Linked DNA regions of Mus musculus: region 1 is linked to region 2. A link is a loop called in an ENCODE intact Hi-C map of the cell type or tissue named here. Cell type or tissue: heart. All regions are shown on one strand. Each heading gives the region's core, and the rest is flanking DNA. Links, peaks and the distances in the headings are about the cores only. Region 1 overlaps Fat2 (FAT atypical cadherin 2). Region 2 has its middle 13 kb from the start of Gm31842.

The links. Hi-C counts contacts between places; a loop is a spot of excess contacts. Peaks named below come from ENCODE experiments on the same cell type or tissue, not always from the same donor. Only the 100,000 strongest peaks of a DNase experiment are listed, where the experiment ranks them.
Region 1: it touches region 2 in a loop (5-fold over the local background); 8 of 42 quality-filtered maps call a loop at or near these places.

The regions. Positions count from the first base shown.
Region 1 is chr11:55,254,951-55,270,678 of GRCm38, forward strand. Fat2 (FAT atypical cadherin 2) reads right to left here. Exons shown (of 23, transcript NM_001029988.2): 13 at 15,136-15,519; 14 at 14,304-14,518; 15 at 13,225-13,362; 16 at 12,627-12,770; 17 at 10,912-11,109; 18 at 7,112-7,922; 19 at 5,496-5,641; 20 at 1,554-1,995; 21 at 1,154-1,307. Among named protein-coding and RNA genes, the nearest start is that of Fat2, 49 kb to the right of the region's middle. In heart, for the core only: a CTCF peak has its summit at 7,118; DNase peaks (open chromatin) are centred at 7,281 and 10,881; H3K27me3 peaks cover 447 bases.
Region 2 is chr11:55,362,150-55,377,877 of GRCm38, forward strand. No RefSeq gene overlaps it. Among named protein-coding and RNA genes, the nearest start is that of Gm31842, 13 kb to the right of the region's middle. In heart, for the core only: no CTCF peak of the experiment used is centred there; a DNase peak (open chromatin) is centred at 7,142; H3K27ac peaks cover 2,072 bases; H3K27me3 peaks cover 789 bases.

The DNA of each region.
Region 1 (15,728 bases), core at 3,576-11,575, 110 kb before region 2:
CCTTGAACTACTCTGTATGCATAGATAATTTGTATGGGGGTTGTTAAGGAAGGGGACACATTCCAGAAATCACTAGGCCATGCTGGCCCCCAGTACAGTGTTAAGTGTGTGAGTGTGAGTGAGTGTGTGTGTGTGTTTGTGTGTGTCTTTGAGCATATGAGCCCATGTATGTGCCCATGCCTGTGCACTCATGGGGAAGCTAGAAGCTAGTAGTGGATGTCTTCACTTATCACTCTCTACTTATTCCTTTGAGACAGGGTCTCTCCCTGAACCTGGTGCTTTCGTTTTCTTGGCTGGGCTGGAAGCCAGCATGTCATACAATCCCCTTGAAGTTGAGGTCACAGACATTCATGGAGCACATGGCCCGTTATGTGGGTGCTGGAATCTTAACTCTCACACTTATGATTGAGCAGCAAGTACCCTTAACCACTAAGCTATCCCTCCAGCCTGGACCTTGACCTTCTGACTCTCTTGCTTTACCTCCTAAGTGCTGGGACTGCAGTCATGAGCCACCATGACTGGTGGTCAATGGTTGTTATATCCAGGATGACTACATGGGAATCTCCTGGGAGCTTGTTAAAATAAAATCACGGCCCATTCTAGGTCATCCTGAGTTCATTGATTCATAATTCCCTTCTATGACTACTTAAATGTTCCTAAGCTTGCGGGCTCCAACACTACATACCTACCCAAGTGCTTTGTTTTTAGGTTTCTAAACTGTGTCTCCTTCCCTAACAACCCTCATGGCCTAGCCTAGCCACAGGCAGGGTGCAGAGTTTTGCAGAGAAGTCTGAGCTCCTGGGCCCAGGGGAATCAGTTTCCCCAAGTGTCTCTGGGAAGACATAGTACAAAGGAAGTATAGTTATTCTCTGCAGATGTCAGCCAGAGTTGACCTGCCCTAAAGAGCTGTTGAGCTGTGTGGCTTCCTGGTCCCTTCTTATGGTCTAGTTCCAATGAATGGGAATTGGGCTTAGGAAACCATTTTCCCACAAGCCTTCCCTCCCACAGTATCCTGATGTAAGAAAGTCAGAAGAGGAAAAGGCCCAGAGACTGGGCTTCTGGACTCACATTGGCTTCCCTAGAGGCAAGAGGGCAAAGAACACTCCCTAATGTTCCAGTGTAAGGAGCCAGGGCATGTGGTTTTTGGGCTTACCTGTCACCTGTGTAAGGGTGAGGGCAGCTACAGGAAGTGCCTTCAGGGGAGGAGACACATGTGCCACCTTCTTGGCAGGGCGCAGAAGTACAATTCTCCCTTCCAAGTTCACAGTTCCTGCCAGAGAACAGAGGGGGGCACCTGCACAGGTATCCTGGGAGAGAGAGGAAGGTGGGTAAGCAATCGGCTAGTAGTTGGGGGCCCCAGTAAAACCTGTGTCTTTGTGCTGTAGTTCAAGAATCATCTATCTGCTGGATAGTAGTGGCTTGCCCAAGATCACCCTGGGCTGTGGTGAGAGACCCTACCTACCCTATCAACTCTATAGTGAGACACAGGGATAGGTCACTGTCAGGGGCCTTTGGGATTAACCCTTGGTTGGGGTCATCTTCCCAGTCCATACCTGATCCAAGGGCAGGTGAACAGCTCCCACCATTGAGGCACGGGTTCTGGCTGCAGGTGGTTCCAGGCCAGCAGCACTGGCTGAGGGCCCATGTCTCTAGGTAGCCCGCCATCTTCTTTCTATGGCCAAGCAGCTCTAACCTCTCACTGTTAACCACAACAGCATCCAGGCAACCTTCAAACCCCAGGGAGACATTTGAGGAAGGATTTGAGGGGACAAGGCCACCCAGCAGTAGGTGTCTCTCAGTCCTCAGACCCTGACATTCCTCTGGGATGACAAGGGAAGTGTTGTCTGTGATGTCGACCAACAGATGAACAGAAGTGTCCCTCTCCTCCAACAGCATGGAGTGCCACTGTCCATCATTCACAGGACGATGGGAGGAAAGGTTTCCATAGAAACCACCAGGGCATCGGTATTCCAGATGGAGGAAGCCATTGGCCAGCTGAGAGAGAGCACAGATAGCCATCAGCAAAACAAGGATTTCTGTAATCCTGTGACAGGCTTTCAGTTGTTCTTCCCCTCACCTCTACCCCACACCCTTTGCTATGCAGCCAAGGATAACCTTGAACTCCTGATCCTCCGGCCTCTACCTCCTAATTCGCTAGAATTACAGCTGTTCACCATCATATCTCATTCACATGGTGCTGGTAATTGCATCTACTTCTTGGTGCATGCCACTAACCTGGCTACATCCCCATTTCCAAGAATTTTCAAATGCTTCAGAGATTGTCTCTGAAGACTCCAAATGTCCTCAAAATTCCATCCAGTCCTCACCATATTTCATGGAAAGGGCAAGATCCCACTTGACAGATGAGGAACCTGAGGCCCAAAGATACCTTACTGATGGGATCACTGGTGACTGTGCTTAGACCAGCTAACCTAGCCTAAGTGTTCAGCTCCAGATTAGCAAGAAACTAAACAACACCAAGGTAGAGGACATCTGAGGAGCGACACCCAAAGCTGCCCTCTGCCCTCTGCACATTTGCATGCGCACACATCATAAGTCCCTGGAGTTAAGATGTTAGAAAACCCCTGGCTTAGAGCATTCTACTTTTCTTTACTCTCAACAGATAGGTATGCTTTAGAGCATACCAGGCCAATCTGGGATACACAGAGAGACCCTGCTGCAAAACAGAAAAAGCATGGCTGGGGCGTGTAGCTCAGTGGGAGTGTGCTTGGCTCGTAAGCCTCTGATGCGGGTTCAGTCGCCTGTGCGGGCAAGCATCAGGTTGATGTTGTGTTGAAAAACAAAAAAGCAAGACAACAGAAACTAGGCATGCCCAGGGCCAAATATTTTCCTGTTTAATATGGGCAAGGCAGTTTCTTTAGAAAACTTTGAACATTGCTGGAGGAAATGTCTTCCATGTCCTCATCCACTGCCCTAGCCTTCATCCAATGGCCCCAATGGCAGATGAGCCTCCAGTGCTGCCTAACATCAGATCAACCAGTTGTGACTCAACATGACTTTTCTCTCCTCAGACACGGAGCTCTCTGCTGACGGTCTTGCTTCCTGCTGAGGGTGCCAAGGGTGCTCACAGGTGCTCCGACATCACAACCGTCCTCCTCAGCTAAAGCTGGTCCCTCTCTTGACCCATGTCCCCTTCACCTCCTCCAACACCATGTTCCCTGGTCTCTTCTCTACTGTGTCACATTATGACCATTCCTTAGGGATTATTTCAGCCACTCCACAAACATAGACCAGCCTCCCAATCTTAAAATAAAAGATAAAGTTGTCTTGAACTTGGAATCATTTTCTTTCTTTGTCCCCCAAATGGACCTATCTGTCCTGTGATAAAAACCACTGATGTCAGTCAGTGTTCAGGGTGCTCTGTGTTGCTGCATCAAATGACAGATCTTCCCATTCTGCTCTGCTCTCAGCAGCCAGTCACTCAGCTATCATGACTGTCTCCTCCTCCTTCTGCCCACTATCCCTCCCCCTCGTCCCTTTTCTCATCCTCCTTTCCTCCTTTCTTCAGTCTTTCTCATTCCCCTCCATCTTCTGCCTTTCCTTCCCCTTTTCTTGCCTCCTTTTTCTTCCTCCTCATATTCCCCCAGTACTTCCTCCTCTCCCTCTCCTCTCCCTCCTCCTCTTCCCTTTCCCCTTCTTCTTAGGATGATCCCAGAGCCTTGCGCACACTAGGCAAACTCTCCCTTATTAAGCCTAACCCCCAGCTTATTTCTAATCCAAGTGCACTTGTCTTCCTGGATGCCATGCTCCAAGTCTATTTTTTTTTCCTAAGCCCATTTGAAGGCTCGTGCTTCATACCCTTCTCTTCTTCTGTCTTCTTTCTTCATTGGACTGTGCTCTAAGAGTCTTAGCCTGTTTCCTGAGCTATACTCCCTGGTGTTCTCACGAAGCCTTATGGCTTTCAGTAACGTGCTGTTGACCCTATGTCTCTCCAGCCCTACCCCAGGCCTCTCTCACAACACTAGACTGGTTATGCTACCTCCTTGTGGAAGTCTACATGTCTAACCTGAGCTCCCAATACCCCCCAACTTCTTCTACCCAGGTCTTTAGCAACAGCTCCACCATTCCAGTGGCTCAGGCCAAACTACACTCCCATGCTCTCTCTACTCCATCTTCTGTGCACTGGGACAGGCTGTTGGCTTCTAATTCCTTTCCAAAGCTGGACACTTTCTTCACAGTGATGTTCACAAGCCACCCTCACTCCCCTGGGTTATTGGTGCCTCTTCCTCCTCCTGTCTGGATCGCTCTATTCTTGTCTCTGTTCCTCTAAATTCTATTCTCAAGCCAAGAACTGTGGTGACAATAAGGCAGACCATTGTGTTTGCTACAGGTCTTCTGAAATCCTCTGTTTTGATCAGATGAAAGCAAAGCCTTTTGCAAGGACCTCTGAGACCTTCACTGATTCACCCCCAACCCCCAATTCCATTACACTCTGGCCCCACTGTGAGGTCTGTCCACCTTGCTTTCGTCACGGGAGCCATGTAGACGCTGGGCTATTGTTTAAGAATGCCAACAGTCAAGCGTGGGAGAGCCAATAAAAGGTTAAAAACAAAAAGAATGCCAATAGGCTCCTGTTGTTCATCCAGCTGGCCATCACAACCAACGTGCCTGGACAGCTACCCCCTGTGATGTGTTTTCTCCATCGGCAACTAATGACCATGGAAACACACATCCAGGTGTGTCTATGAGGGAGATTCTAGAAAGGCTTAACTGAGGGGGGAAGACCATCCTGAATGTGGCATGGGGTCCTGGGTTGGATAGAAGGGGGAAGGGAGTTGAGCACCAGCATCTATCTCTACTTCCTGACTGTGGGTGTGACTTGACCAGGCAGCAGATGAGAGTTCCATGGGACATAAAAAGAATCCTTGAGAGACTGAGCATAAATGAGTTTGTTGCCTCAGCCCCCTCCCATGCCCCAGGAGACTCCTCTTTCCATTCCTGCCAGCCTTCCCTTTTCCCTTCAGGGCCTCACCTCCCCCGACCCCCCAGTCCAGTCGTCATCCTTTCTTTTCCCTCTGCAGGGATATGTAGGGGGTCGTGCAGCAGTGAGGTGGGGGGGGGGGTGGGCCCAGGGATGGTAGGTGCAACATTGCATGGGCAGGAGTGAAAGGAACCCTCGGGCCCCCAGTGGGGGGGCTCAGATACTTGGAGGGGGCATCTTACACACACACACACACACACACACACACACACTATTCTTACAGTGCCAGGGTTGTGTGAGCTCACATCCTTCTCTCCTCCAGGAATTTCTCATTCCACAGAGCAAGCAGCCCCACCCCTGAATGGCCTGGGTTGTGTATCTCCAGGTAAAAGGCCCGTGTCTGATTGTGTGTTCTGATTGACAGTCACACTCAGCATCCTTGAAAAGCATGAGGGGATCCTTTGCCAGGAATCAGCTCAGACATCCTCCCTGCATCCCTCATGTCCCCAGTCTGGGGTGCCCATGGAAGCCACTCAGGTGGGAGTCACCTTACCTTCAAGGAAATAGAGGCTGTTTCATTGGTGAACATCAGAAGGGCCCATGGCTGGAGCGTTTTCAGGTAGAAATGGATCTGCCAGTTCTGAGCCTCTAGGGGCCTATACCGCATGTAGCTCTGACCACTGAACCTCCAGGTGGTACCTGCAAATGAACCCGAGGTGTCACTACTCTTGAGATGTCACAGATCCCTTAGGCCGACTTTGTCTCATTCAACCTTTGGGTGGCAGATCGGACACTTCCCACATCTGATATACGAAGAGTCCAGGCTGGGATTGGGTGGATCACATTTCCAGAGCCACTAAGGGAGCTAGGCTGTCACCCTGCATGCCTCCCGCTGGGTACAAGCTCCACAGAATCACTTCCAGCCTGAGACTCAGGAACAGTGAGCTTCCACCATGACGGAAGAAAAATCAGCTAATCAGATGTGGTGAGCCAAGCTTTTAAATCTAACACTACCCATATATTTTGAAAAATAGGACACCCAGAAAATTGATTCATGTGTCATAGGTTCCTGATACCTGGGCAAGAAACCTCAAGAAAGGACAATAAAGGAAAGGAGGGCAGGGAGGAAGCTTAGGTATAAGGAATCCCAAGAGGCAAACACCTCAATGTGTTTTCCAAAACTCAATATATTAGTGTAGTAGGAAGCTCTGTCAAGGCTCAGAATATGAAGGCTCAGTGTTGTAAGGCCCGCCTTTAGGCTCCCTTCCTCCATACCCACCACGGGAATGCCAAAGGAAGGAATTACCCATGGTTTTGCAATGAGAACTTTTAGCAGCTTGCCCGGAACAGTCTCTTTGAGCAGTATGCCAGGCTCCAGGTGGGGCATCAGTAGTGCAAGGCTCTGAAAGCCACACACACTGGTGTATGATGCCTGGCCTCCATTGGAGGATGTATGATGGCCGTCTTTACACAGAAGGGACTGATGACCCACATGGAGCCTGGTACACTGCAGGCTCTTTACAGCACTGACTGCTCCCATGTGGGTGACAGCCAGGATCCTGGGCTTACAGTGGCCACCCATGGGCTATGTGCTATTATATCTATATGTAAGTTACTCCCCAAACCAATTGTGGGGGGGTGCTCTTGTTATTCTAGTTTATTGATGGGCAACAGGAATTTTGTGGACTTTACAGAAGCCACCCATTAGGAGATGACAGAGCTGAGGTCTAAACCTATGTTGGGTTTACTTCTTGAGCTGATATCAGCAGGCTGTGGAGCTAACAGCAGGGGCATCAGGAGCTGACATGTCTGTCAGGCTCTTTTCCAAGAGTACCTGAAATGTCAATCTCAATCCTTACAGTAGCAAAGCCCACGGGTGTAGAGAGGTCAAAGAATTCCCTCCAGGGTGAAGAAGTAAATTCCCGGAGCCTGATGCCCCAGTCTGTGCTTTTAGGCACTATTTCTATTGCAATCAACTGTTAACTTTCAGAATTCCAGAAGGCAGAGAGAACCTGAGGAGTACCCCATGACTAGGCTTTGTGACAACAAACTCCCCGTGGTGTGTTGGTCTCTGGCATTTAGTTTGATTATAGCTATGCTCATGAACCTTGGTGGGAGTTTACATGGAGGCAGATAGCCAGGAGCCAGCAATCCAACCCCTGTTCTTACCATTGCAGGAGCAGTTTTTCCCCAGGTGGTGTCGTGGTGTCAGGATGCTGAGCCTGGCTGTACTGTAAGAGGGCCCCACTCTGGGCTCCAGGGACACTGTCTCTTGGCAGGTTTGATCCTGGCAGCTTGGCCCTTGGCATGGTACCACGGGCAGAGCTGACCTCATCTGAATTCCTACCGAGTGCTCCATCTCTTTGGCTGAGTGAGCTATGGCAGATGCCAGCTCCTGGAGATCATAGGAAGTTCCAGAATGCCCCTCAAAGGCCAGAAGCACGTCCACCCCAGCTGTGACCTCTGCAGGCTGCAGGCTGGCCAAGTGGATGTTGGCTCGTTTGATGTCCAAGATATTGCTGAGGAATCGCTGCAGGTTGCGCCAGTGATCGCTCACGAGCTCCTCGGGGGTGAGCTGGTGGAAGCCCAGCCACACAGCTTGCTGCGGAGCCTCCTGCCCCATGTGCCACACATGGACATGGACCCCAGTGGTGGTGGTGAAGGTCCCATCACTGACTGTGACATTAAACAAGTATCGGCCACGAGGCAGTCCTTGAGAGGCAATAATCTTGCCATCGGATGCACCCACTGTGAAATACTTGCCCAGGCTTCCCTCTCGATCCAGGCTGTAGGTCAGTGTGTCCTGAGGGTCTCGGTCGGTGGCATGGATTTTACCTACCATGCCACCCTGAAATTCCTCCTCCCCCTTCGTGATGAAGATTTCCAATGGGAGTGTGGAGGGCGGGTAGCGACTCTGCTCCGTGATGTGTACTCTGACCAATGTGGAAGATGACAAGGGGGGGAGGCCACTGTCTGACACCTGAAGATAAGACAAACAGCATTGGTGCTCAGAAGCATCTCTATGCCCAGCTGAGGCTGATGTCCCTATCAGCCTAGTCTCCCTTCTCCATACCTGCTGATACAGGTGTTGCAAGCTGTCATGTTTGGAAAAGGATAAACTCCAACACATGGGGATGTGCTGGAGACTTTCCTAAGGTTTTATAGAAAACACGGAAACAGAAAAACAAATTCCCCCAAGCCTCCTGAGTTCCAAGCCTCTTCCTAAATCCCTCCAAATAAACTTCTGTGTGTGTGCATGCACACGTATGCACTTACTTGTGTGTACGTGCATATGCTGACTGAGCCAGCTCTTCAGCACAGGCCAGTCTTTTCGACTTCTGAGCCCTCTACCTCAACTCTCTGCCCTAGACTCTGGCAAGTTGGCAGGTACCTCTGAGCAGTCTTCATACCCCTCCCTGGCTACTACCCCACTGAGGAAGAGCCTCTCTTTCCTACATGTTCAGAATGGGAGTGTGATTGTCATTCTTTGGACCAGTTGAGAGCTTTCTATGGCTGGGCCCTCTGTTGTGGTCAAGGGACAGGCAAGATGAGTTACCAAACATGCAAGAGGCTATCAGCTTGGACAAAGCAAAGAAAATAGACAGGAAGATGAGTGAGGGACTGACTTAGGTCAGCTGGAGGTGAAGGCCTCTCTGAAGAAGGAAGAACAGGTAAGGGGTCCTGGGTGTGGAAGAAGTGGTGTGCTCAATTAAACAGGAAGGCAGTGGAGCAAAGGCAGGGAAGGCTGGGCTGGCCTCCACAGTGGGCTGAGGAGCACAAGGCTGCTTCACAGTGGTGAGAAACTCATGAAGGCTTTAAACAAGGATGGAATGACCTTAGCTAGGAGAACCAGGGCTGGAGGATGACCCAGCGCTTATGAGTGCTTGTGGTAAGCTTTGTTCTCAACACCCACAATGCTCACAGCTGCAGGCCCACAACTGCTTATAACTCCAGCTCCAGGGGATTAAAGCGAGTACATAAATATAAAAAATTAGGGTGATTGTTCAACCTGGCTTGCCAGGGCTAGCTTAGAGTGTTGGCTGCTGTGGATCGATTATCACCGGTGCTCAGGAGTTATACAAAATTCAAATGTTAAAATACAATCCCCAGTGTTTGTAAGTGGAGCCTTTTGGGAAATAAGATCACAGTGGCGGAGTGTTCGTGATGATACTTAGTGTCTTAAGGAGAAAAAAAAACTTATTTATGAGACAAGATATATATAAAACTCAGGCTAGCCTCAAACTTACAACTCTCCTACCTCAGCCTTCCGAGTCTTGGAATTACAGATGTAATTTTCCTTTGCTTTGTTTTAAAACAAGGTCTTGACATGTAGCCCACTCTGTCCTGGAAGTTGCTTTCTAACCCAGATTGACCTCACAGTTATAATCCTCCTGCCTCAGCCTCCCTAGTAGTAGGATTATGAGACTTGTACCACTGTTCCTGGCTTAAAGGACCCCAGTGCCCTTGTAAGCAGAGTCAGCACTGGCCTGCTGGTTTTATGCAGTTTCAGTCTGATCTCTGCTTCAGGCGCCAGAACTGTGAGAGGTCTGACTGTAGCCTGCCCCACCTGCCCCACCTGTCCCACCTGTCCCATCTATGCTGTCCACCTGCCCCACCTGTCCCACCTGCTCCACCTGTCCCACCTTTTCCACTTGCCACCTGTCCCACCTGTGCTGTCCACCTGTGCCACCTGCTTCACCAGCCATTTGAAATGGAGAGCACTACACAGAGTGCAATCCTCCTGTTCCACCATGATTGACCAACTTTATACGTCAATTTCCTTCCTTACAGTACTTTCTATTTTCCAGTCACAGGTCACTCTACACTCTTATCCACTCTTATCAGACATTTATCCGTGTCTGTCTTAATCTTCCTGTCTAGAGTGCTCTCCAGGTCCCCACAGGTCTCCACTCAGATAGCAAATATGACTGTCCCCTGCCTTGTCTCTTGTTACTTTATTTACCTATCTTGAGTCATAAGGTGACTTTATCTACTCATTGTTTATCTCCATACTCAGACTGGAAGGCCACAAGAAAAGGAGCCGTCCCCTTCACATCCTATGCTAAGGTTGTCTTCAGGTCTCTACATGCATGTACACACATATGAATAGTTAAGCACATATGTACACACACACAGACACAGACATGCACACACTGACATACAGATACACACCCACATGCACAGACATACAGACATAGACAGATACACATGCACACACAGATACACACACAGACACACAGACATACAGATACATATACAGACAGACAGACACACACATGCATACACTGACATAGAAATATGCACCCACATGCACACACAGACATACAAACACATACACACATGCACACACACAGACACACACACATGCACACACAGACATACAGATACACACATACACACATGCACACACAGATATACAGATACACATATACATACATGCACACACAGAGAGACATACAGACACACACACATGCACACACAGATATACAGATACACACATACACACATGCACACACAGACATACAGATACACACATACACACATGCACACACAGACATACAGATACACACACATGCACACACAGACATACAGATACACACACATGCACACACAGAGAGACATACATACACACACACACATGCACATACAGACATACAGATACATACACACACATATACAGACAGTCAAACACACACAGACATACATACACACACACATGCACACACAGACATACAGATCCATGCACACACACACATATACAGACAGTCAGACAAACAAACACACACACAGACATACAGACACACATACACATGCACACATAGACACACACACATATCCACCCATCCACTGCCAGGCACATACACACTTCACATACTTCTTCCCAACAGCACTGTCATTGTGTCTGCCAGCAGGCATCCTGCCCCCAAGCTGTCACCACACACACCAACTTGGATCCACACAGCACTCACTTCAATGTGAAGCTGATACCACTCCTGGGCCCTCCTGCTCAGGCTCCCAGCTGTCACCAGCCAGCCATCTGGAGTCACCCGGAATACAGACCCAGTGTTCCCCTCAGTAATCCGGAAAAAGTAGGGAGGCCCATTCTGTGGGGAGTCAGGGTCATCCAGGATCAGCTGCAGGACTTTGATGCCAATGGGGGAGTTCTCCTGTGATGAAGAACAACAGTAAGCCAGAGAGTGGTGTAAGCCCCAGCCCCGTCAGTCCCTCCTTTGTAGTCCCATCTTCTAGGGACCAGTGCTTATCCCTCTGCCCACAGACAGGGCCCAGGCTGAAAGCTGGCCTGGTACTCTTCCCTCAGTGTCCCTGAGTGCAGTACTGGGTCTTAGAAGGGGTCTTTCACCAAAGGTCAAACCCTTGTCCTTTAGAAGAGGTCATTGCTGACCCCCACAGCTGACATTGCTAGTACTTAGAATCTGCAGATGCATGGCACTTTCATGTTTTAAGCATTACTTTTTCAGTTAGAAGACAAAATAATGGGTCTCATTATGACATTTTATGTGTGTGTGTGTATGTGTGTGTATGCACACACATACACACACACACACACACACACACACACACCATTTGACCTTATTTTTATATATCTCCTCACTACCCTTCTAGTCCTTCCTGGAGCTTGTCTTAACTACCTGTGGGTCCTTCTTCTTACCACCCTTTATCCCTTACCCAGGTTTTACCACCTATCACTAGATAGGAGAGAAAGGAGGAGGAGGAGGAAGAGGAGGAGGGAGAGGAGGAGGGACGGGAGGGGAGGGGAGGAGAGAAAGAGAGAGAGAGAGAGAGAGAGAGAGAGAGAGAGAGAGAGAGAGAGAGAGAGAGATCTAATTTCTTTCTTCTTGCTTCTTCTTGCTTGTATCTGGTCTTTGCTACTTTGTAGATTATTCTTTCTCCCACCATTTATCCTCCATCACTAGATGGGAGAGAAAGGATAGAGGAAATAGGTAGGTAGATAGATAGAACTGGATCGAATTTCTTCTTGTTTCTTCTTTGAGCATGACTACTAACAAGCCACAACCCCTCCTCCCCCCATGACCAGCAACCACTCACCTATTGGGGCTCTAACCTCTGAAAAGTTCCCAGTATTCCAAATTTCACACAGTTTCAAAAACTATCTGCAGATGGCAAAACCAGGCCTCTGCTAGAGCATGACCCAAATTATACTCAGCTGCTGCAAAGCAGCCCCTACCAACACACCTGGGATTAAAATCAAAACATATTCTTATATTTCTTTTTTTTTTAAAGAAACCAAAATTTCAGAATTCTTACTACACCTTCCTTCCCCATCTCTCTGGTCCTTCTCCTCCTCAAATAGTCTCCTTTCTGCTTTCATAATACATGTGTGTAAATACATATACATTCATATCTAAAACTAGACTACGTATGAGAGTTAACATGTTGTGTTTCTTCCTCCATATACCTTCATGTCTGAAATCTCTGAGGTGGACCCTACCTACTTCAGTGGCAGGGGTGAATCCCAAATAGGACAGAATGATGGTCATATAAATAACTAACAAGGATTCTTTTCAATCCCATAATCCACAGCTCTCCCACTGCCCCTTTGGTTCCCTGTGTTGCCTTTAGGGACAGCTGGTTGGGTGGGCCACTCCTGAGAAGCTCCTCCCATTGAGAGGAACACAAGAGGGTGATCTCAGGGTGTCCTTACCTGGACAGCAGTGCTGTAGTTGAGCTGGAAGAACCTGGGTGGGTTGTCATTGACATCAACCACTTCAACAGCCACTTCTGTGTCCTCATGCAATGGGGGCTGCCCACTGTCTGTGGCTCGGATCCTCAGGGAGTAGCTGGGGGTCTGTGACAAGATGCACATTGAAGAATTAGAAATAAGGCCCTTGGTGTCTGCCCCATGGTGTATTGCCTACTCCCATGGCCTAGTCTTAGAGCTGGCACTCAGGCCTAGAATCAGACAGAAAGAGAGGATTGCAACCCAGCTTCTCCTTACTATGATATGAGGCCTTGGGAAGCAGACTGAGCTGGGAGAGGGTAAAATCAACTTGTACTTCCCTAGGATGGCTGTGCCCATCTCATGGTGAGATGGACCTAAGGCAACTAGCTAAGTGCCTGATGCCAGTACCAGTGCATAGTAGCTGTCACTGGATTGATCCCTTGTCAGCCTGTCTCTCATCTCAGAGTTCACAGAGGAATCTTCCGGGGGACTCTCTGGACACAAGGATAGGGCGTGTTTGCTCTTTCCCCTCTGGACCTGCCATAGAGCCACACTTCTGCTCAGCCTGGACATGACTCACCTGTTCCCAGTCCAGCGCCTTGGCCACCTGAAGCTTCCCTTTCTTAGGGTCGATGGTGAAGTGTCCAAGCTGGTTCCCTCCTACCAAGCTATAGGTAATGACACTATTCACAGGTCCATCGTCATCAGATGCAGACACCTGCAGGAGAAAGAAGACCGTGAATGCAGGCACAAGAGTGGCCAGAAATGAGTAGTAGCCCTGAGAGTGATGGCTATGTTCATATCCCAATGGCTGCCACTGAGTCTGCGCTCCCTACCCCAAGAGAACCTCTTGTGACCTCAGTATGCTATAGATGCACTTGTTCATCTGTTTTCTCATGGTAACAAGGTACAGCAGAGTTGGTCTTGGGAGGTCAGGGTATGAGGAACATGTGAAATGATGCACCCTTAGAAAGTGTTGTGTCTGTTATTATAAGTCATTCTAGTCATGGCGGGTGCTATCATGGGAATCTACTCATGGAAAGAGAGTGGAGTGATACTCTAGGAAGGGTAAGAGAGGATTCAGGGAGCCTTGAAGGATGAGGAAGGGTTTTGGTACAGAAAGAACACTCCAGGCAGAGGAAATGGTCTGAGCAAGGAAGTCTGAAACCGTGGGCGTGTTCGGAAAGGAACATCTTGATGTGCATTTGGGGCACAGGATGCATATGGAGGAAGGAGGTGAGACCAGAAGGGAAATGGGGAGGAATCCTGAAGAACTAAAGATGAGCGTGATTCATGGAAGGAAGGAGCAACTGTGCATTTAAACGCAAAGAGGTATAACATGACATACCCTTCATCCCTGTTTCCCACCCACTGGCACTCCATGTCACTCTGTCATAGATAGGCATTGGGCCATCGTCTGGAGTCAACCTCCTTTTTGCTCTCCTATTGAACATTGCCAGTGTTGTGCCCTCGCCAAATCACTCTGATAGTAGCATGTGGCACAGTTTTGTTGAGAAACTGCAAGTCATGGTCTAGTCTACAGAACACTAGCTTGATAAGGCAAGCTATTCTTGTGATGAATGAGAAACTACAAGGGGAGTGAGGCAAGAGCCACCCCCAGAGCCCATACCCCACAAAAAGTGAAGCTGGGGTCCTTACCGTCAAGATGACATCACCTACAATGGCGTTCTCTAAGACCCTCACAGTGTACAGGTCATGGGTGAATCGGGGGTGGTGTTCATTAACATCGGTGACATTAATCACGATGGTGGTCACATCGCTAAGGGAGGAAGAGCTCTTCCGACTGCATTCAATGGACAGGAAGTACTTGGGATTTGTCTCAAAGTCCAGGCTCCCGTTGACATACAGGATTCCTGAGGCAAGAAGAGGTGATGGAGGTCAGGCAGCTGGAACTGTAAGGCAGAGGTCTGTCTGAGGGGTTGGGGGAGAGCTCCTGTGCATTGGGGTACGTGGGAGGACTCTGCATGAGGTGGAACAGTGAGATCCTTCCATGAGTCCTGTGTGTTTGACTCAGGCTCCATAGTTAGGAGGATTGTTCTGCCTTTCCTCATGAGCATAACAGAAAATTCAGGAGTGCTAAGAATTTGGCTGGGAGTGGTTTTGGATAAGCAGTGAGCTCTATGCTACCTGAACCACTGGATTTCAGCAAGTGTTTGGTACAGGGAAGAAGAGAGGCATGCCAAGCCTCCCGGGGTTTGGTCTGTGCTGAGACCAGGAAGCCACCAAGGGGGATAAGTGGATGGCTCTCTGATATCCTGGGATGAAGTTCTAGGTGAACATATGGCGGAATCACAGCACTCTCAGGTTAGCTAAGTGCACATGGATAAAGGGATCAGCTTATGGGTCTCTTAAGAACTGAGGAATATATATAGTCAAAGGATGGAGGGGCTGTGTGGATGAATGCTCCCTGTATGTGAAAAACTAGTACGTGCCACGAATGAAGGCCTGAGCTGCCCCCTGCCCATCTCACCTGTGTGGGCATCCAGTCGGAACTTCCCCTGCTCATTCCCTCCAGTGATGTGGTAACCAGTCTTCTCTGATCCGGGACGTGTGAGGGTAGCCAGGTATAGCACCTCCATGTCTATTAGAGCATCCTCAGGCACCTGTGTGCTGTGCTCCGAGTTCAGGAAGATGGGAAGGTAGTCCTCCAGGCCCACGATGGAGACTGTAACAGTGCCCAGTGTGGACAGTGGTATTGGGGTGCCTAGGTCTGAGGCACGGACCGTGAGCTCCACAGCTGAGCTTGATCTGACCTGCAGAGGCTTCTCCAGGCGAATCACTCCTGAGGTGGCATCGATGGAGAACTGGCCATCGGCAGAGTCCGTCAGTGAGTATACCACCTGAGCGTTGACACCTGCAGAGTCCAGGGGTAAGAGTCACACTGAGGACATTTCACAGCAGGGCTTGGGAGGGGCTCTTAAAAGCTGCTGTGCCCAGACAGGGTATGTCAAAAGCGAGAATATCTCAGGTAGCCACTCTCAAGCCTTCACTCATAAAAAGTCCTTGGGAGAAGGATGGGCTCATTCACAAACTAGTTGGCAACTTCCTATGCACCTATAATTA
Region 2 (15,728 bases), core at 2,501-10,500:
TGCTAAAGGGCTGGTCACAAGTTGAACTATATGGTGGGGTTGGGAGGTGATGTGCTTTGGAGGAATGATGTAGTAGAGGAAGTTGGGTCACTGGGTATGTGCTCTTGAAAAGGGTATGGTGCCCACCTCTCCCTCTGTCTCTGCTTTATGCCCCCACCTTTCCCACTGTGCAGTTCTCACCACAGGCTCAGAGACAGTCAGCTAACAAGCCTGAAGCCTCTCAGGCTATAAACCAAAACAAAGTTGAGTTTCTTAAAGTTTGTTCATCTGAAGTCAGTTGTTTTTGGTCTTTTGTATGTTTGGTTTCTTTGTTTGTTTTCAAGACAAGGTTTCTCTGTGTAACAAGCCTGTTTTGGACTCACTTGTTAGACCAGGCTGGTCTTGAACTCACAGAGATCCACCTGCCTCTGCTGGGACCAAAGGCATGTACCACTATGCTCGGCCGTTGTTTTGTTTTATAATCAGGGTCTTGCTGTGTAACTCTGACTGGCCTAGAACTTGCTATGTAGACCTGGATGTTCTTGAACTCACAGAAATCCACCTGCCTCTGTCTCATGAGTACTGGGATTAAAGGAGTGCACCATGGCCTGCCTCTCTCTCTTTCTTTTTTTCCTAATTAAAAGTAGCATAATCCTAAATCAGAGTAGCTTATACATAAATGAAAACATTGATTAAATATTAGCTAGAAAACAAAACAGTGAAAGAAATGAATATTCCTTGAAAAATCCAGAAGCAGTTTGACTTTGGTCTCAGTGTAGGGCCAGACGGGCAGAACTGCAGGCTGGAGACTGCCCATTCTACATATATTGAAACTAGTTCCCCTGACAATCCCTGGAACTCGGTGTGCCCCTTTCCCACAAGCTTGTGTCTATAGAAATGAGAACAGGTAGTTTTGCCCACTCCAGGAACAAAAGTCCCAGGACAGACACAGATTGGCTGTGATAGGAACCCAGGCCACTTCCAGCCAATCCCAACAACTCCATGAAATTCAGTGCTCTGGTTGGCTCCAGATCTCATACCTAACTCTGGGACAGAGATGGGGTCAACTGTCCCCCAAGCCACTGATTTCCCTTAAAGGCTAGTATAGACAGGACCCTCAGGGAACCTGGCTAAGACAGAAGGACAGGGAATGGAGGGAGAGCCATGTAAAAGGCTTTGACTTTTCTTGTGTGTATGTGTGTGTGTGTGTGTGTGTGTGTGTGTGTGTGTGTGTGTGTGTGTAACTGTGTGTGTGCATGTGGAGGCTAGAGGACAATACTGAGTGCTTTGCTCTATTTCTTCCTGTCATTAGTTAGCTAGCTAGTTAGTTAGTTAATTAGTTAGTTAGTTAGTTAGTTAGTTAGTTAGTTAGTTAGTTAGTTAGTTGAGACAGGGTCTCCTGCTGATCCTGTAGCTCACTGATTCTCTCTGACCCATCAGCAAGCTCCAGGGACTGCCCGTGTCCGTCTCCTTGGTGTGGGGATTACAGATGCAAGCCACCAGGCTTCCTTCTCATGCAGGTTCAGAACTCAGGGCCTCACACTTGGACAGCAAACACTCTGCCTGCCGAGCTGTCTCCCCAGCACCAAGCTTGGCATTCCTAAGGACCTTGTTGCCTGCAGACATCTCTGAGATAGGAAAGGCGGGGATTCTGGTCCTGCACTGCAATGGATAATCTGTTACAAAGAAGTGAAGGGTGACCCCATAACCGTGCTGCTCACAGGCACCTGAGACTCTGACATCCTGCTTTCCGTTTCCTCTACACTGTGCCCAAGTGCACAGACAACTGGTCCACCCGGAGATGGTCCAGGAGTCACAGACTGATCTAGATTGCAGGATTAGTGATGTGTCATGGCTTCCAAGGTGCTTTATAAAGGAAGCCCCTTTGAGAGCTTTGTATCACACAAGGAAGAAGCCCCCAGAAACAGCTACAGCATTGAGAAGGAAGAGGGGGATGCTATGGGGTGACTGAAGGATGGCAGCTGAGGAAGGGCCAGGCAGAACGAGAGCAACTGTGAGTTCTCCAGCACTTTCTACATGCTCTGCCTGCAACACACCATGGGGAAAAGGCTATTCACATTGCAAACATTCAGAAGGCTTGAGCAACCTGTCCAGGGCCACACAGCTACTAAGGAGAGGAATGGGGCTTGAAGCCGTGCCTGCTTCAAAGGCTGAGCCCTGAGCTGAAGTGATCTCTCTCTCTATCTATCAGCCAGATCTCTCTGCCGACCACTATCTGAGGCTCCGAGGAACTACTCATCTAGAGTGCCTGTACTTAGCAGACGAAACCCAGGATAAATCCCAGGATGGCAGTTCCACCCAGCCAGCCCCCTTTTCTTGCTTTGCTGGCACCTGGCACCATGCCCCCTTACTCAAGTATTACCTGTTTGTGACAACTTCAACCCAAGAGCTGTCCTCAAACCCTGCAGCTCAGCCCAGGGGAGAAGAAAGTCTCGGTGAAACCTCAGTTGTGAAACCTGCATTCAAGTCTGTGCCTGACTTGCTGGGGGAACCTGGGAAACATTTCCATTTCCGAGCCTCAGTTTCCCCCTTCTGCCACATAAGTGCCTTGGACTCTGCTCTCCAGACTGGTCTCCAGCTCCTGCAAGTCTATGCTCTCAGGGTCCAGGCTTTCTCCATGGCCTTCGCTTCAGATTTCTGCTGGGGGCAGTGCGAGGGCAAGTTACTACAGTACTGAATCTATGTGCCAGAGAGGCATGGCTCCCAGCCCAGTGCCAGGCTTGCCTAACTCCAGTAAGCAGAGCAGATCCCAGAGAACAAAGGGAGGAGAGGACTCCAGGAGAGGATCTGGTGACTAGTCCTTCCACACTCAGTGACTTTAACCCCTTCTGTACTAATCCCAAGCAGCAGGGGCCTGGGCAGAAGATGTCTGAACTGCCCTAGCCATTATAACCCTCCTGAACTACCCTGGCTCCCACAGTGGGCTTCCTCACACAGGAGCCCCAGGGAGCAGCCTCAGCTGCAGACTCCATTTGTCTTTCAGAGGTCCCCTTGCCCCTTTCTCAAAATGTCAGAAACAGAAAGGAAGATTGTCCACTGCAGCATTTGCCAAGATGAGAACATGTTTAGCTCCGTTGGAAAATCCTTGACTAGTACGGTTCCAGGCACACAGGAGAGCAGGCCTGTGGGATGGCAGGAGACAAGGCCCCTTGCCTAGCGCTCCTTCCTCTAGTCTGTATTGCCTCTGGGGGCGTTGTAAACACCTTTCCATCCCCAAATTAGAAGCAGGCTGTTGAGGCTTGCCCACAGATTCCTCACTTGAACCTGGGGTGACTCATTTTCTCAGAAGTATGGGATCAAACCCACCGAGGCTACTAAAACTTTACTATGAGGCCTCAGTGCCCCAGGGCTGACTTTCTTATTAGCCATGGAACTGGGAGCAGTTAGTGTCAGGGGCCAGGCTGGGCCAAAGAGTGCAGGAGTCAAGTTCCTTCCCTGAGAAGTTTCTGCTGTGGCACTTCTCCTCTGAGGAGTATTGGGGACCCTCAAGGAGGCAGGGATATCTCTTTTTGAACCAATCTGAATCACAAACCAAACGGAAGAGCGCTCCCAAGCAAAGGAAGCCAGGGTTACTGAGTTAAGTCTCTGCGACTCTCAGAAATATCTCTTTTCCTGACATTTCCCAAAGCACACCTGTGTGTGTGTACATGTGCAAATGTGTACGTGTGTGTTTGTGTGTGTGTGTGCACACTGATGTATATGTGCATGTGCTGTGTGTGTGTGTTTGTGTGTGTGTGTGTGTGCGTATGTGTGTGTGCCAGAGGTCCACACCAGGTCTCCTCTATTGCTTGGCATGCTATTTTTTGAGATGGGGTCTCCTACTAAATCTAGCTCACCAGTCTGGTTAGGCTGTCCAGATGGCACCCCCAGGGGCGTCTCCTGTCTCTGCTTCCCTGGCTGTAGGATTACAGGTGCTTGCCACCATGCCCAGCTTTTTAATATATGTGCTGTGGGGGAATCTGAACTCATTCGCAGCAGGCACTTTGCCCATGCCCTGCTTAACACGGTTAGTGAATTTCAAACACTTGATTTGCAAAAGCAGCTACCCAGCCCTGTTGTTGGGGGACCTGGGCTCCCGCAACAGGGACAGGGGCAGGGGTGCAGTCATCAGAGGGCCCAGTGATCTGAGGACAGCAGGGGTGAGACGGGAAGGCTGTCTCCATCCTGGGTTGGTTACCCGTAGAACTGGTCGGTCCCTCTGGAGCATGTGAACTCACAGATGCCTCTTGACACAGCCCTGGGCCGACCTGCAAGGTCCCTGAGGGAGACAGGAGCTCCACAGATCGTTCTGGATATTTTATAAGGGCTACTCTGACATTGTTCTTGGCTCAGAGAATATAGGGAAGGAGAAAGTCACTTGTTCCCTTCCGTGAGAAAACAGAAAATGCCCTAAACTGTTTCAGGGGCTGCAGAGATGCCGAAACTGAGCTCTGACAAATGAACCCTTCTTCTTCAGGGGTCATGTCAGGAAGCCAAACCCACTTCACTGTCCGTCACACGTGTGCCATAGGCTTCCATGCCCTGTCTTCTCACATGAGCTCCTGGGGTCCACCAGCCTGGATCCTCTGGACTTTCCCTCCAAACTGCCCTTCCAGCCCCTCTGCCTGCAAACAGCTGCTGTCTCTCCCTGGGAGATCATCGTCCCTGCTGTCTGCTCTCCAGGGAGACTGCAAAGGGACTTAACTAAGGTCAGTGGCCTAAAGCTCTCCCTTTATTCCTGTGGCCCTGCATGAGAACTGCATGCTCTCTCCAGAGCTCTGCCCCCAACATCTCCATTATCTGTCCCTGCCTCTTGCAACAGGCTCTCCACCAACACCTCTTACCGGAGGCTCACACCCCCACACGTATTCCTGGCCCTCTGTCCAAACCTGGCCTTAGCCTGAGTTGCGCCCCCTCTTAAGCAGCTTGTTCTTGTCACTCAGATGTCAGCATCCACCTGACCTCCCCACTACAACCCCCTTCCCCCATCACAGTGCCTTAAGGGTCACTTTGTGGCACTTCTCCATAGTGGAAATTTACAGTGTGCATTTGTCCTGCCCATCTCAGAGCCGGTGCTAGCTTTGAACTCACTAAGGAACAGTGATGACCTTGAATCTCTTAGCCTCCTGCCTCTATTTCCTGCTGAAATTACAGGTGTGAACTGTCATGTCTGGTTTGTGTCTGTGCTGAGGATCGAACCCAGAGTCTTGTGCACACTAGGCAAGCATACCCTTAAGCCCCATTTCTCACTCTCTGCATAATACCTGGAACTCTGGACTCAGAGAGGTCTCTAGGTACCTCTGCGGCCTTGTTATGTGATTGTCCACAACACTCAGGTAACATGTCCTCTTGGAGAGGAGGGTAGAGTTTGGATGAATCTACTCATTTATTTGATAGCTAGCAAAGTAGAGAACTAATGAGGGATTAGAACCTTCTGGAAGTAACACAGTCTGTGCATGACAGAATCAGACACATTGGGAGAGTCAGAGAAACAACCTGTGCCAAGAGAGTCGAAGGCAGCCTCTCCCTAAGGAAAGCAGCAGGCCGTAGGCAAGAGAGACCAGAACGCAGATGGAAGCAGAAAGGGCCCGAGATGAGCCGGTCAGGCGTGTGCTTAAGATTTTATTCCCTTGAACTAGAACCCAGATTTACTTTGCCCATTTGTGTGGGGTTCTCACAGAGCGGAGATTTGGGAAGTAGCACTGGGCACACATGCTCCCTGCAGAGGGAGGATCCTGAAGTTGAACAAGTCCCACAGAGCACGCCGCCAGGACATGAAAGGTGTTTTCTGCAGCCAAAGCCTGTTCACGCTCTGCCGTCCAGTAGGAACTGCAACCAGAGCCTAAAAGCAGCACAATCCAGCCGTCCCTGCTTCTGACCGGGGGCCAAATTGTTGCACAGTTAGTTACCCGTGCCATGGGCTTTGGACCAATTAAATGAGCAAAGAGGGTGGTTAACAAGGAGTAAACAATCCGAAGGCCTCTGGTATTTTACTCTGGGGCTCTGTGCTAATACACCTAAGCCAGGAGGTGGGGTTGGGGCAAAAACAAACGTGGGGTCTTCTGGCCTTTGCTCCCTCCTGTGGTTGGTCCCACTGGAGTGTCATCTGCTGTTCCATACTCTTAGATCACTCTCTGCTGGCTTTCTTTCTTTCTTTCTTTTTTTCTTTCTCTCTTTCTCTACTCCCTCTTCTACTCAGTCTTTTAAAGTGGCTTGTTGCTGTTGTTTTTTTTTTTTTAAAGTATATGTATGCCAGGTTCTAAATGCCAGGGTTGTAGCAGGAAAAAGTGCAGTTCCTTATGGTACTGACATTCTGAAGTTAAAGAATCAACAGGTAGGTCCATAACTCCTCAGTGCATCAGGCTGTGCCGGGGACACTAACCAGGGTCAGGAGAGCAGAGAAAGCATTTCAGACAAGGTGACGGTTGAGCAGAGATTCTCTGAAGGCTGAAGTACCAGTGTGAACACCTGGGAAACCGCTTGCTAAGCAAAGGACATCAGGAGTAAAGTCCCTGAGGCAGGGAGGAGGGAGGAGGGAAGAGGGGGGTAGGGAGGAGGGAGGAGGGAAGAGGGGGTAGGGAGGAGGGAGGGGGGAAGAGGGAGAAGGGAAGAGGGAGGAGGGAGGAGAGAAGAGGGAGTGAGGGAAGACAGAGAGGGAGGAGGGAAGAGGGGGAGGGAAGAGGAAGGAGGGAAGAGGGAGGAGGGAGGAGGGGGAGGGAAAAAGGAGGAGAGAGGAGGGAGGAGAGAAGAGGGAGGAGGGATTAGAGCAGTGTAGACCAAGAGGAGAGCCATGCTTTAGGACATGGGGGAAGGGGGGTTACACGGCCACAGCAGAGAGCAGAGGACACCAAAGGCTTCAGGAGAGACAAGTGCTCTCTGTTTTTCTATGTATTTTACCTCATTTGATCCTTGGAGCAGGTGCTGAAAGGGCAAGAGGTGAGATTTCTTTTTCCACTTGTCAGCTGAGGATCTAAACTTCTAGAATGTCCCACAGTTCAGCCAGGATCACGCAGGAATGCCCCGATTCAGGGACAGAAATCTGTAGCCTGCAGTCTCCTTTCACGTCAGTTGAGAGGCCTGTTCCCTCTCACACTGTGCCTCTGCCAGTTTCCAGAACAAGATCCACTCTCAGGCAAGTTTCTGGATGGGTGACATAGTTCAAAGCCAAGCCAAGGGCAGTCAAGCTGCCAAGCGGGAGACGGAATGCTCTTGGTGAGCCCTTAAACTGAGTAAATACAGCCCCTGAGGGCTCTAGTCATTTAACTGACTCCGAGTGGCAACTTTATCAGGACATTAAAAAGAGGCAGGCAGGCATGTGGTGGACACCTATAATCCCAATGCATGAGAGGCTGAGTCAGGGGGCTTGTGAGTTCCAGGTCACCTGGGCTACAGAGTGAGACCCTGTCTCAAAAACAAATGAAAGTGCAAGCATTTAAACCCAGAAGAGGGAGGCATATCTATGTGAATTTATGGCCAGCCTGGTCTACATGGTAAGTTTCAGGCCAGCCAGGGTTATACGATGAGACTCTGCCTTAAAATAAAGCAAATCAAAGCAAAGCACTCAAGCACCGCGGGGCACATCCCAGTGCTCAGGATATGGAAGCAGGCGTATCAGGTGTTCAAGAGCATCCTGGGCTACATCGTAAGCTTAAGGTCAGCTACATGAGACCTGTCTCAACCAAACATACAAGCAGTCGAAAGGCAGAGTCTTGTATATGTCACATTGTAACTTAAAAGTTTAGGATGGGACTGGTGAGATGGCTCAGCGGTTAAGAGCACCGACTGCTCTTCCCAAGGTCCTGAGTTCAATTCCCAGCAACCACATGGTGGCTCACAACCATCTGTAATGGGATCTGACCCCCTCTTCTGGTGTGTCTGAAGACAGCTACAGTGTACTTAGATATAATAATAAATAAATCTTTGGGCCTGAGTGAGCAAAGGTCCTGAGTTCAATTCCAGCAACCACATAATGGCTTACAACCATCTGTACAGTTACAGTATACTCATACACATAAAATAAATAAAATTTTTTTAAAAAGATTAAAAAATTAGTTTAGGATGAAGTCTTTCTAAAACACATGCATTTGGGATTCCTTCCCAAAGGGCTCCAAACCAAAGAGAACAATCGGCAAGTTCATATGAAAGATGAAATCGGGAATGCCATCAGAAGACCGATTCTCCTATATGCTTCTGGAACATTCTGCGAAACGTTTTATGACGTTGTCTCCAGATCTGCCATGGTATGGCACTGGACTCACGCATGCTTGCAGAATTCCTCCTGCTGTGGCTACCTGTCACCTTCCATATTCAGCTTCTCATCATTACCCCCAGCAAATAGAAGTCACCAGATGGACTGTCACAAAGTTGGGAGGAATGCTTATGAACTTATATTTCTTGAGAGTGCTCACATGTAGCCCAGGCTGGTCTCTATGTGGTTGAGGATAACCTTAAATTTCTCATTCTTCTGTCTCCATGCTCAAAGACTACAGGCATGAACCAGCATATTCTTTTGGTACCAGCACTGGAGCTAGAGCCAGGGCCTTGGGTCTGCTAGGCAGTGACTCCATCAGGGGCTTCTTCTGTAAAAGGAAATTCTCAATGTCAGTCTCTGGCCTCCACAGCACTGGTGAACACACAAATACACCACATGCACATGTGCACGCGCGCGCGCGCGCACACACACACACACACATATACACACATACACACAGGCAGAGACAGACTATATAGACCATCTAATATAAATTGGCATCTCAGACATTGTAGGCACTCTCAGAATCACAGATCAAAAGAGCCACACCTTCACTCTCATGGAGACATAGAAAGAACCCGGAGAAGGATTTAGGATTGAATCCCATGTGTCAATCACAATTACAGATGCGCTGAGTCAGGGGCCATGGTGTGTGACAGAACTTCTCCTGTGACCCATCAGTAAGGCACATAGAAAACCTGTCTTAAAAATCCAAAACAGAAGGTAATGGGGGGTGGGGGGGGCACAAGATGGTCCAGACATTTAAGGTGCTTGCTGCCAAACCTGTTAGCCTGAGTTCAGTCTCCAGGACCCACATGGTGGGGGAAAAAAGAGTGCCTGAGAATTGTCCTCTGACTACATGTGCACTCCTCTCTGTTGTCTGTTATCTGTCTGCCTCTCCATCTATCCATCTATCTCTATCTGTCTCTTTCTCGCCTCTGTGTGTGTGTGTGTGTGTGTGTGTGTGTGAGAGAGAGAGAGAGAGAGAGAGAGAGAGAGAGAGAGAGAGAGAGAGAGAGAGATTGTTAGAGAAAAAAATAAAAAGGGAAGAAAAGGAAGATATGTGGGGGGAGGGGAAAGAGAGTGGGCAGTAGTGAACTGAATAGCAACGGTTAAATCAACACAACCTGTGGAGTCGGGGTGCTTGTCTACCCAGAGCCCTGGTTCAGCTTAGCTTTTCAAATTATGACAATGAATCTGAATGCCAGGGAGCTCTAGCAGCCTGGTGACTCTGTAGTGTCACATGATAAAATCCTCCAAGAACCTGAGCCCACAGTGACCCAGGAATGGTCGCCATGGTGCATCTTCATCTTGGAAGGCCTATGAGAAAGCTGAAAACTGGAGAAGGTAAATGGAGGCCGAGAGGAAGCAGCAGAGATTGAGGTAGCATGTGGGACCAAGGCCATTGTGCAGAGTGTCTCTGACCAGCCACTGGTGTCAAAGGAAACGAGGGGGGTCTTCCTGACACTGACTGGGGATGTCAGCAGCAGACCTCACTTAACAGAAATGAACCTGCTAGCACAGATATGTGAACACCTGACCCAGAGTCGCCCAGCATTTAGGGCTTCCCCCAATCCCGTTCCCAAGCCAGATACACTGAAAGTGCCCCTCTGGAACTAACAGACTCACACACCAATTCCACCGAGCAGACCCCTGCAGAGAGAGTGGTGTGGAAAGGCAGTCACTCCTCAGGAACTGCCCTCCTGGGTCAGGAAAAAGGGGGATGGGGAGACGTGATCAGGCCTGCAGCCTCTGCCCGGGGGTTCCCCACGCTGCCCATCCCAGAACAAAGCAGGATAAATGAGAGCAAATTACAAGGGTTCTGCGCATGGAAGAGCTTTGATGGCCTCAGGGCAAGGGCTGGATGGGACTTGGTGCTGCCCAGCTCTCTGTCCTCTTGTGCAACCCCATTCACCAGGAACAAGCTGGCACAGGATGAAGCCGAGGGAAGCATCCATCATTGTGTGAGCCCTACTGGGGCTCTGGCAGAGATCCCCTCTTCCACATGCTCAGAGATTCCCAGCCATTCCAAGACTTGGGACTTGAAGAATCTTTGAGGCTCCAGCACAGCCCCCTAATCTCTGCCTTCTCTGTCCATCATCCCTGCTCCATTGATCCTTCTCTGCAGAGGGTGGACAGATAGAGCAAGAATCGCAGCTGGTTCAACACTCAGCCTAGTGCTGGTTTGAGGCAGGGCTGAAGACCTCAATCTTTGTGACAAGTCCTGGGGATAGGAACCATCAAGGCTCTTCTCTCAGTAGCTTAGAGCAGTAGCTAAAGCCAATGGTGGGGCAGCACCTGGCTATGAGAAACCCAGGTGCTCAGTCAAAGCCCAGGTTGCTTTAGGACATGTATAGCTGTGTCTACTGTCCCCAGGACCCTTCCATGTGTGATCCACGAAGTGGCCACAGGCTAGCAGGGACAGGAAGGAGTCCAGAAAGGAGGCACATTTACTGCCACAATGATTGGAGATGGTGGGAGCTGCCGAACTCGGCACTGGTAAAGAGCGGGTTAACAGAGGAGCACAGCTCGGGGCTTACAAAATAATTGGGGTCCAAGCTGGCGAATCTCTGTGAGTTCAAGGCCAGCCCGGGCTACTGAGTTCAAGGACAGCTACGGATACACAGAGAAACCCTGTCTCAAAGGACAAAAAAAAAAAAAAAGAAAAAGAAAAAAGAAAAAAAGAAAAGAAAAAGAAAAAGAAAAAGAAAAAGAAAAAGAAAAAGAAAAAGAAAAAGAAAAAGAAAAAGAAAAAGAAAGAGTGGTGTCTAAGACAGTGTCCTAGTGCATGCCTGCAAACCAGCTCATGTGAGGTAGAGGCAGGAGGATCAGGAGTTTAAGATCAGCCTCAGCTACATAAGGCCAGCCTGAGCTAAGAGTGTGCTGTCTCAAAAAGAGAAGAGAAGAAAAAAGGAGAGAAGAAAGGAGGAAAGGAAGCGGGGAGAGAGAAAGGAAGGAAGAGAAAGGGGGGGGGAGGAAGGAAAAAAGAGGGGACAGGGCTCAGGGTAAAGGTGCTTCCTGCTAACTCTGACCTGAGATCTCTCCCGAGGACTCACAAGGTGGAAAGAGAAAAATGACTCCTGCAGAATGTCTTCTGACCACAACACGTGAGCTGTGACCCACAAACTTCCCTATAGATAAGCAAACAAATAAACCGATAAATAAATGTTTCTTTAATAAAGGCAGACTACAGAAACACGCTTGCTGCGCGCGCATGCGCACAGTGGAGAGCATGTCTCAGGCAGGAAGCAGGAGAGCCGGCGTTGGACTGAGGTCCCAGCCCATCAGAGCCTTTAATTTCCTCCACATTCCGTTGAGGTTGTAACTTGTATTAAATCCATTTCGTTGACTGAAAAACTAAGCCACAGAAAGGTTAAGTGGCTTTCTCTGAGTCATACGGCTAGGTAACAGCAGAACTGAGTTTGTGTGATTCCAGGGCCCAAGTATCAAACCACTGTTTTATACTGGAGGTGGGGGTAGGGTCTCATGTAGACCAGGCTGAAATCACACAATTACCGACATGAACCATCATGCCTAACCCCACTGTATTACTTTGTAAACATGTTTATATACACGGTTCATTTAATCCTCTCAACTCCTTTTAGTGAAAGAGCTGAGCTTTTTTCCCAAGTGGGGGTGGCAGTGGGACGTGTGCAATAAGTGCAGTACCCATGGAGGCCAGAAGGGGGCAGTAGACTCCCCGGATCTAGAGTTACAGGTGATTGTGAGCGTCCTGATGTGGGTGCTGGGAACTAAGTTTGGGTTCTCTGCAAGCTTAGTACTTATCCTTAACCGCTGACTTTTTCCTTTCCTTTCCTTTCCTTTTCCCTTCCCTTCCCTTCCCTTCCCTTCCCTTCCCTTCCCTTCCCTTCCCTTCCCTTCCCTTCCCTTCTCTTCTCTTTTCCCTTCCCTTCCCTTCCCTTCCCTTCCCTTCCCTTCCCTTCCCTTCCCTTCCCTTCTCTTTTCTTTTCTTTTCTTTTCTTTTCTCTTCTTTTTTCAAAGGAGGCAAGATAATTTATTTGGAGCTAAGTAATGGTAGAGACTAAAGTAAGCCCCAAGATTGACAACAGATCACACAGATGAGGATCCTCGGAGACCATTTTTTTCATTGTTTGCTTACTTTGTTTGTTGTTGTTTTGTTTTTGAGACAGGGTTTCTCTTTGTAGCCCTGGCTGTCCTAGAACTCTTTCTGTAGACCAGGCTGGCCTTGAACTCAGAGAGATTCACTGCCTCTGCCACCCATGATTAAAGGTGTGTACTACCACCACCTGGTATAGGAACCATTTTTTTTTTAAGTACAACCTCACTATGTAGCCCAGGCTAGCCTAGAACTTTAATCTTCCTGTCTCTGCTTCCCATATGCTGGGATTAGGGGGCATGTCACGACATAGGTGTCACGAAACTAAACTTAGAAAAAATTTATTTCCCCCCTTTGTGAATAAGGACTGGAGACCCAGAGAAGCTGCTGCTTGTCCAAGGTTACACCACCAAAGCATGGCTGGCCAAGAAGATTCCTGGAAAGAAAGTACAGATGTTGAAATCTGGAGTTTTGATCCCCCCTCCCAAGAGAATCTTCTAAAAACTAGGGATGGAAAACAGAGCCCCATGGACTTCCCCTTGTCTTCTCATTTATCTGGGTCTTGTCTGTCTGTTTGGAGAGGTTCGTTCTTTGGTTTTACTTTTTGTTTTGAGACAGGGGCTTACTTTGTAGCTCAGACTTATCTTGACCTTGTGACCATCCCCCTTCTGAGCCTCCCAAATGCTAGGATTATGGGCGTGGGCCATTGTTCCTCCCAGTTGCAGGCCTCCCCACTTGCTGCTGGGCTTTCCCAAAGCTGCGTTGGGACTGGTCACTCAGATGGCAGAGGCTGAGTGCCCTGGCAGGGAAGGCTTCCCAGGTCTGTGTCCCATCCGGCAAGACTCTCTTCTACAGCCCCCAAAGTGCACTCGATAGCTCAGAGTTCAAGTCCAGGCTCTTCCAGAGACCAAGAGGCTCAGGCTAGTCCCTGCCTTTCTCACCAACCTTACCTCACATCCCTCCAGGAAGTCACCACCCTGAGGTATACCATGAGATGACAAGCCCAAGGATGCCCAACCCTAAGCTGTGTCCTCAGTTTCCCCAAAAGATTACCCCACGAAGATTGGTGTGGATCATCTCTGAGGCCCATTCCAAGGCTCAGCTAGCTACAGGGAGGTAAGCTGGACAGCAGAGATGGCTCTGGGGAAATGTCTGAGATTAGAGGACGCTCACAAACACCCCTCAAAGCCACAGGGCTTCCTGCTCTCACAACCTCCAACCCACCATGACTCTCTTCCGACTGTGTCCAACCTGAGGTCAGCAGTAAGGTTGTGCACCTGAACAGGGCAAAAGGAAAGAGCCTCACAGGCTTTTGTAATAACTTCAAAAAGTAGGCCAAGCATGGTGGCGCACGCCTTTGCTCCCAGCACGTGGGAAGCAGAGGCAGGCATGATCTCTGTGAGTTCGAGGCCAGCCTGGTCTACAGAGCAAGTTCCGGGACAGCCTAAGATACAGAGAAACACTCAACAGGAAAGAAGGAAGGAGGGAAGGAAGGAAGGAGAAAGGAAAGGAGGGAGGGAGGGAGGGAGGGAGGGAGGGAGGGAGGGAGGGAGGGAGGGAAGACAGACTATAAAATGTAAAGCCTGTTTCATGCTAACCCAGTGTCTGCCTCACAAGGACCACTCATGAGACTGGACTTGTCACTCCTCACACATCTCCTAAGACATCTTCAGTGACTACACCTCCCTCAAGTGGTAATAAGGGACCTGGGTATGGCTATGTGCCAAAGCACTTGCCTAATGTGTGCAAGGCCTTGGGTTTGATTCCTAGCCCTGGACCAAGGGCCAACCATGACTGTCTACTTAACAAACTGAAAGTGTGAGGAGAGAAAGAAAAGCCGTTCGCCTGCCCCACCGCCACCCCTCAGCAACAGGGCGTCAGCCTCCTGATGAACTAACTCATCTCTCTAGAGGAGGATTTGACAAGCCATGGGTTGTGCCAACACTCAGGTTAAAGGCACAAGCTGGGATCCTGGAATTTGAAATAGGACAACACACAGGTGGGTTGTTTTCCTGGCTGCACAAGTCAGGCCCTGTGGGTGGCATTGTGGCATCTGGTTCCTGGGCTAGCTCTAGCCGGGCTTCCTATAGGAGGCTGAAGAAGGCATCCTCAAGGAAGACTTTAGGATAGGTCATGTGTTCTTGATTGGCATCCGGAAGCCAGGCACACCTTCCTAAGGAACAGAGCTGAGCTCTGCCTCATCCTGCCCAGCCCAGGGTGTGGGGTGGAAAGCAAGGCCAGGTGGGTTCCCGAAGGCAGAGGAAAATGTTCCCTCTACTCTCAGAGGGAGATATGAAAATCAGTAAGCAACGTCACCAAACACCAATTGTCTGTATCTTTGAATCATCTCTTTTACATCATTAAAAACCACCAGCATACTATAATACAAACCAATCTTGGTCTGAAACTGAAAATACATAGTCCTTAAATCTGACCCTCTCTCAAGGTGATATTCAGTTAGCCCCTCTGCCTGCCTCCCTGGGCCTCAGTTTCTGAACCTGTGTAGAAGGCAGGGTTTCCTTCCCCTTCTGAACTTGGCCCCTGTCAAACGGTGCCATGATTAGGAATCTGGGTGGCAGGTGCCTTTGCTGTTTGTCATTCCTCCATTTTCCACGATTCGTAAAGTTTTTCTAGAACTTTCTAAATTGTGGGTGCTAGGTTAGTTAGCCTTGATGGCCATCTTTGCTAGATTCAGAATTGTCACATCTGAGATGGTATTGCCAGAAAGATCTAACTGAGGAAGGAAGACAGCCAATGAGTGTGAGCGACACCAGCCCATGGGCTGGGGTCCTGGACTGAATCAAATGGGGAAGGTAAGCTACACACCAGCACTCACCTCTGCTTTCCCAGCCCTCGTGCTAGGATCCCCACAACTCTCCTGCCCTATGAGTCATGCATTCACACTCTGAGCCCAAACTAACCTTCCCTTCCTTAAGCTGCTTCTTGTCAGGTATTTTGTGACAACTACAAAAACAAAGTAACTAATGCAGGTACCGCAGGGCTTGGCCACCATCTTTACTGATACAGTGTTTCTCCTTGGGATAAAGCATTCACCAGGGTCACCATCTTGGCTCCATGGCAGGAAGGAAGCCTCAGGGGGTTCCAATTCTTGTGTGACAGGACAAAGGGACCCTACCCACTAGCTGTCACCCAGTGGGTCACCCTGTAATTCTGTGATTTCATAAGCTTTAGGTGTCTCAAAGCAGAGCTGGCCAACCTCACAGACTCTCTGGTGTATAGTCACCTCCCTGAAGAGCTGGGGTCCTAGTTTTCTTTCTATTGCTGTGATAAAACACTTGAGGAGTCTGGGGCTTGTGTGCCTTACAAATGGCAATCATGTCCTTTGCTGAGTGAAACCAAGACAGAAGCTCAAGTGGAACAAAGAGCCCGGAGGCAGGAGTTGGAGCGGAGGCCATGGAG